2 separate regions of the Homo sapiens genome follow, and region 1 is linked to region 2. The links are chromatin loops, found by intact Hi-C in ENCODE. Cell type or tissue: MCF 10A. All regions are shown on one strand. Each heading gives the region's core, and the rest is flanking DNA. Links, peaks and the distances in the headings are about the cores only. Region 1 has its middle 81 kb from the start of ZNF648. Region 2 has its middle 6.8 kb from the start of RNASEL.

Region 1 (2,912 bases), core at 314-2,813, 450 kb after region 2:
AGCACAGGGAAGGGGGGAAAAAAACCAACAGCAGCAGCAGCAGCAATGCAAGAACAAAACATTTTAAGAGATCTGGCCAGAACTGGTCTGTACAAATCCCCAGCTTGGCCTTCCTCCTCCACTCCCCCTGGCTCCCAGGCCTGTTTCCCGGAGTAGTAGCAGCCTTGCCTCCCCTTAAGAAACCTGCCCACAACTCACACTCCCTACATGCCAGTCATGCACACTCGTGTGTGTCACACCCTCTGCTCATCCCCCCACCCACTGAAGTCAGACCATGTGTGAGGGAGGATGAGAAGCCGGGGAAGAGGAAGACAGCTCAGCTGGCTGGCCCTGGCCCCTGAAGAAAACAAGCAGAGGCAGGGAGGGAAACATACTGTTCCCTGCAATCTGATCACCTCCGTGCAAGCCTCTGGGCTACACACCCAGGCCCAGGCCCAGAGGCCACGCTAATGAGACCAGGCAGGAAAAGTGAGCTGGTGACTGTTCCTGGGCAGATTAGAAACACATTGTGGAGAAGTGGGGGCACGGTGAGGGTGTGCAGGGCAGTGTGGTTGAGGCTGGGTGTGGGGCTGGGGCATGCGGGCCCAGAAAGGAGCAGAAGAAGGACTGCTGTCTTTCTGAGCTCTGATTCCAGCTCCTGGGGTGGCCCCCTGGCAGCTGCTGAGGCCTCACAGTGAGAAATCTGGAACAACAAAGGCTCTGGGACAAAAGACTCTCTGGCCAGAGGGGCTGCTGCTTTACAGGGGCCAAAAGCTTCACTTCTGAGGGGCACGTGGGTCCACCAGTGTGGGAGGCTGCAGGCTGAGAGGCAAATGGGGTTTATTGAGGAAAGGGAACAGATGTTTATTGGGCATTTGCTGGGTGCCCCCATTAAGCTAGGCTCTTTTTATGTATTTCACTGTGTTTGAGATCACTGTGAAATCCTCACTGCATCGGAAAATGGGAAGCAAATAGCTTTTTTCTTTTTATTAGGTCAGTGACACCTAGAGTTCGCCCAATATCACATCAGTGCCATTTGTTTGAAAAGTTAACCAGAGGCCAGCTGGGATTTTTGTCACTAGGAAAACAATGTAGCATGCGCTTCTTTAGCTTCCAGTCCAGGCAAGGACCTTCGGGGGTGTGAGGATGGAAGTATGTCTTCATGCTTTCTCCTGTGAGCCGCCAACCCACAGAACTGCTGGACCCTCAGCCCTTCAAATCCATCCTCCGGGAAGGTGCCTCTCAAACCTGCAGGGCCACCGCTGAAGTTCTCCCACGGACTCTACTCTAGCGCCCTCTGGTGGCCACCACTGCCAAGCCTGGTTGACTTGACTGGGAATTTCTGGTTAATAGCAGCTACGTTAATATCACTTAGCCCAGCTTTGTGAAGGTTCACTTGTGCTTTTACTTCACCTCTGATTTCTGCGTTATCATTACTCTTTCCATGTTTCCACAGCCTTTGTCAGTTCTCTGCTGCTTCATCTACGTTATTTTCATGGGGACCTGTGTTATTTTCATGGGAACCCCAAAATCAGGGAGATGTTTTCTTACCAAGATCTTTGTTTTGTACTATATTGCCAGTGGACCAACTTCGTTTTATTGGAATTTTTTTTTTTATTTTCTGGAGGATCTTTCTCCCTTCCTCCCCTTAGGAATTCAGGACACATTTCTGAAAGACTGGTTTTACTATGTGAGAAGCACAATGTTGTATACTATTTGAATTTGAGCTTCCCTTGTCCAGGGACGGAGTGTGGGCATGCCACCTCTGTTCAGTTATGGGGTGAGTTTCTTGGCCGCCTGGGACCCCTGCCTCCCGCCCAAGAATGCAGGTGAGAGCGTTTGCCCCTGGTTTTGACCAGGATGCCCAGTCCTGGTGTCTGAATTCCACCCATGAAGCCTGACCAAGCACAGTGGGAAAATCAGCCTATGGCCAATGGACATGGAGGCCAAGTTTGAGGGAGAGGGAGTTTGCCCAGAGTGGCAGCTGCAGATATGATCTGAAGGGTAAATGCTCACTGCAAAACAGGAGGGGAGCCAAGGTCAGAACCAGAGAGGCAGGGTCAGGCAAAGGGCATAGAGAAGAGCAAGAAGCTAGAGAGAGGAGAGGAGGCACACACACAGTTGGGACCAAAGAGGCCAGGTGAGATCTGGGAGGGGATGGTGAAGAAGCACAAGGCAAGGATGCCAGGGCTCTCATCAGGGGCCTGCTGTGTGTGGCATGGGTCTAAGTGGGTAAACCACAAGTCTGCAGATCTGACCTAGTTCACAGAGCCAAATGTACTCTCCAGATGTCAGGTTACTGTTTCTCCAGGGAGGCCCGTCAAGACCACAGGTAAATAGAATCCCCAGTAAGCCAGCCCCATGGCACAATTCCATGGATATAGAGCATGGGTATCTCTGGGGCCTTTGTCACACGAGTGTAGCTGGTGGATTAGCAGGGCCTTTATTTATGTCGGGCTTCATTTACTTGTTAATTTGTTCTTTAATCATTTATTCACTTCTATTTGACCAATGTTTTCAGGTGTCTACTGATGTTCTAAGTAAAATCCTGGGTAATGGAGCAGAAAGACAAATAAGATATGGTTTTGACTATTGTAAAGTCTGGATTTTCTGATTCAAAATTCAGTATCCCAGCCAGGCATGGCGTCTCATGACTGTAATCCCAGCACTTTGGGAGGCTGAGGTGGGCAGATACTTGAGGTCAGGAGTTGGCCAAGACTAGCCTGGCCAACATGGGGAAACCTGGTCTCTTTTAAGAATACAAAAATAGGGGCCGGGTGCTGTGGCTCATGTCTTAATTCCAACATTTTGGGAGGCCGAAGTGGCCAGATCACCTGAGGTCAGGAGTTCAAGACCAGCCTGGCTAACATGGTGAAACCCCCATCTCCACTAAAAAATACCAAAAAATTAGTCAGGCATGGTGGCAGACACTT
Region 2 (2,912 bases), core at 164-2,663:
ATGAACCTTTATTTCTTCCCTATTGATAGTCTGAGTAAAGTGATCAGACTTCAGGAACATGGGGTAGAAATCCCCATAGAATCACATCTTAAGCACAGATCTAAGGAGGGATTCTGTGGGTGACACCAGGGAGGATCCTGAAATTAAGGGCCTGGGAAGGAAGACAGGGACCAACACTGTGGCAGGCCCTGAGCTCTGTTAGTCCTTACAACAGCTCTGTGGAGTGGGTCTGAACACTTTATCATCCAGAGAAGGAAACAAGCTCTGAGAGGGAGGGACATGCTTGGGGCAGCCAGCCAGTGAGTGGCAGAATGGGGATCTGAACTCAGTTATGCCATGGGGAGTCCAGTCTGTGAAAGATGGGTGGAGGAATGTGACTGATAAGGGAAGGAAGAGCGGAGGACCCAGAAAGACAGGGAGGTACTAACACTCGCCCTTTCCTACTGCTCTCCTTCCATCTTTATGCCTTTAACATGCATGTATTGAGTGCATCGAAATCCCTCAGACCCAAATGCGTTGGGTCCAGCTTCTGCACAGGCTCACCAAGGCTTCCTTAGAGGACTCTCTCATCCTCTCCAATCAGATACCACAATTTCCCGGCGGGTCTCCCTACCCCAGCCTCTCCCTGTGCTGGTTCATTTTCCACACTGTGCCAGTCTTCAGCTCTAAAGCACAGATCTGAGCACTTTGTGGCTACGTTAGAACCCCTCAGCGGTTCACTTTTGACTCTAAAATAAAGTCCAGCTTTAATCCTGACACACAAGGGGGTCTCTGACCTGACCCAAGTCCCTCTCCAGACGTATCTCCTGCCTGGACAGCCTTCATTCTCAGACTTTTCCCTTCTCTCTCTCTCTCTTTTTTTTTTTTTGTGGCTACACATGCTGTTCTCTCTGCCTAGAACACCTCTTTCTCCTCTTTTTTAGAAAAAATTGGGGGTTGAGGTGCGAGGAGGAGAATGCCAACTTTCAAAATCCAGCAAAAACATCACCTCCTCAGTGAAGCCTTCCCAGATGTCCCTGTACAGAGTTAATTGCTCCCAACTTGCATGATTCTAAGACACAGTGTTCTTACTTTGATTGTAGCACATATGGTATTCCTCCATAACTTCTTTCTTCATGGCTTTTGCTCTCCTATTAAACTGAGCTCTTCAAAGTCAGGGTCATATTATTCACCTTGGTGAGATGGGGCAGAACAGACTACAGCAAAGCAGTTCTCCAGTCCCAGCTGTGGAGCCGGAATGTTGGGTTGGAATCCTGGCCATTCACCTTGGAAAGTTGCTTAAGCCTCAGCTGTAAAATGAGGATAATAAGAGTAAGCGTCACAGGGAACACTGAATGAAATAAAAGTGTGCGGCACAATGTTAATGCCTCATGACTATTGGCTATTATTATTATCTGATTCCCAGTACTTAGCACAGTGATTTGTATACAGTAGGCATTAGTCAAGTCAAAAAGTCTTTTGACTTCTTGAATAAAATGGCAGGATCAGAATTTCAACTCAGGATTCTAAATCTACTTTTTTTTTTAGCTGCTTCAGTACCATATTTTGTCTGATGTTTACAGCATTCCAGAATTTCAGAAAAAGAAATGGAAGGCTGGAGGCATTAAGTAAGCCAGGGTATTAGAGGGACCATGGGATTCCTGGAAACCAGGTCAGCCAACGCTGTTTTCAAATATGTGCCCTGTGACTGTGCGAGGCTGCTTGTCTCTCACCCTCTACTGCCTCACTGTGGCCATGCCAGGCAATGCAAGCTTTTAAAGTTTGGCTTCTTCCTTTGGAATTATACATCCAATGGCTTTCATTTGTTTCACTGTAGTTTTATTTATTAATGCATTTTAATAAACATGTGAAATTTTAACAGAAATGAGAATTATTAATATCACTACTGAGACAGCACAGCAGGTATAGGAGTTAAACCGAGATTCTTTAGTTTATAGGGATGAAATTACTTTTAAAAATGGAAGCTGTAAGGTAGAGAGAAAAAAGGTGTCAGGGGGCCGGGCGCGGTGGCTCAGGCCTGTAATCCCAGCACTTTGGGATGCTGAGGTGGGCAGATCACCTGAGGTCAGGAGTTCAAGACCAGCCTGGCTAACATGGTGAAACCCCGTTTCTACTAAAAATACAAAAAATTAGCCGGGCATGGTGGCACGCACCTGTAATCCCAGCTACTCAGGAGGCTGAGGCAGGAGAATCGCTTGAACCCAGGAGGCGGAGGTTGCAGTGAGCCGAGATCGCGCCATTGCACTCCAGCTTGGGCAACAAGAGCAAAACTTCCAATTAAAAAAAAAAGTGTCAGGGCCTATTGCCTTGCTGACTGCAAAGTAATTTACTGTCACGAATCTTTTAAATTGGTCCAGTTATTCAAATTGCTTTAAGGAAGAAAAGAAAGACTTGAAACTTACATAACTGAGGTGTGCTCCTGAGGGTAAGAGATATACGGCGGTTAGGCGCTGGATAATGGAGTTGGAGTCCCCATCATTTAGAAAAGATGTTTCTTGATTCACAGTGTTGGTGATTTTCAAGCTTTGATCTGTAACCTGGAGAATGATTTAATTTAATCTTTGAGAAAAGCAACAATGTGTGGATTAATCTTATGATTGTAATGGGATGCCACTTAAGGGACAGTTCCGTGCCGGGGAGGAGAATTGCCTTAGCTCAGTTAATCTCACAGTTCCAAGGCGCAGCCTCACAGGCAGCGTGGTATAACCTAATCATGGAGTCAGCAGGCTCGGAAGTTAGGCAACTGAATTAAGTTCCACATCTGCTATTTATCAGCTGAGTAAACTGCAGCACATTACTCAATTTCTCAGAGCCTCACTTTTTCCTGTAAAATGTGAATAACAATAATATTATCTTCATAGGACTTTTGTGATGACAATGAGAACATTTAGGAAAAATATTTATCATAGCAC

Evidence for each region. Peaks named below come from ENCODE experiments on the same cell type or tissue, not always from the same donor. Only the 100,000 strongest peaks of a DNase experiment are listed, where the experiment ranks them.
Region 1: it touches region 2 in a loop (16-fold over the local background); 5 of 110 quality-filtered maps call a loop at or near these places.

Annotation. Positions count from the first base shown.
Region 1 is chr1:182,141,716-182,144,627 of GRCh38, reverse strand. No RefSeq gene overlaps it. Among named protein-coding and RNA genes, the nearest start is that of ZNF648, 81 kb to the right of the region's middle. RefSeq lists enhancers at 1-400, 401-1,069 and a silencer at 1,078-1,254. In MCF 10A, for the core only: a CTCF peak has its summit at 1,287 (motif pointing left); a DNase peak (open chromatin) is centred at 1,247.
Region 2 is chr1:182,594,648-182,597,559 of GRCh38, reverse strand. No RefSeq gene overlaps it. Among named protein-coding and RNA genes, the nearest start is that of RNASEL, 6.8 kb to the right of the region's middle. In MCF 10A, for the core only: a CTCF peak has its summit at 1,724; a DNase peak (open chromatin) is centred at 1,699.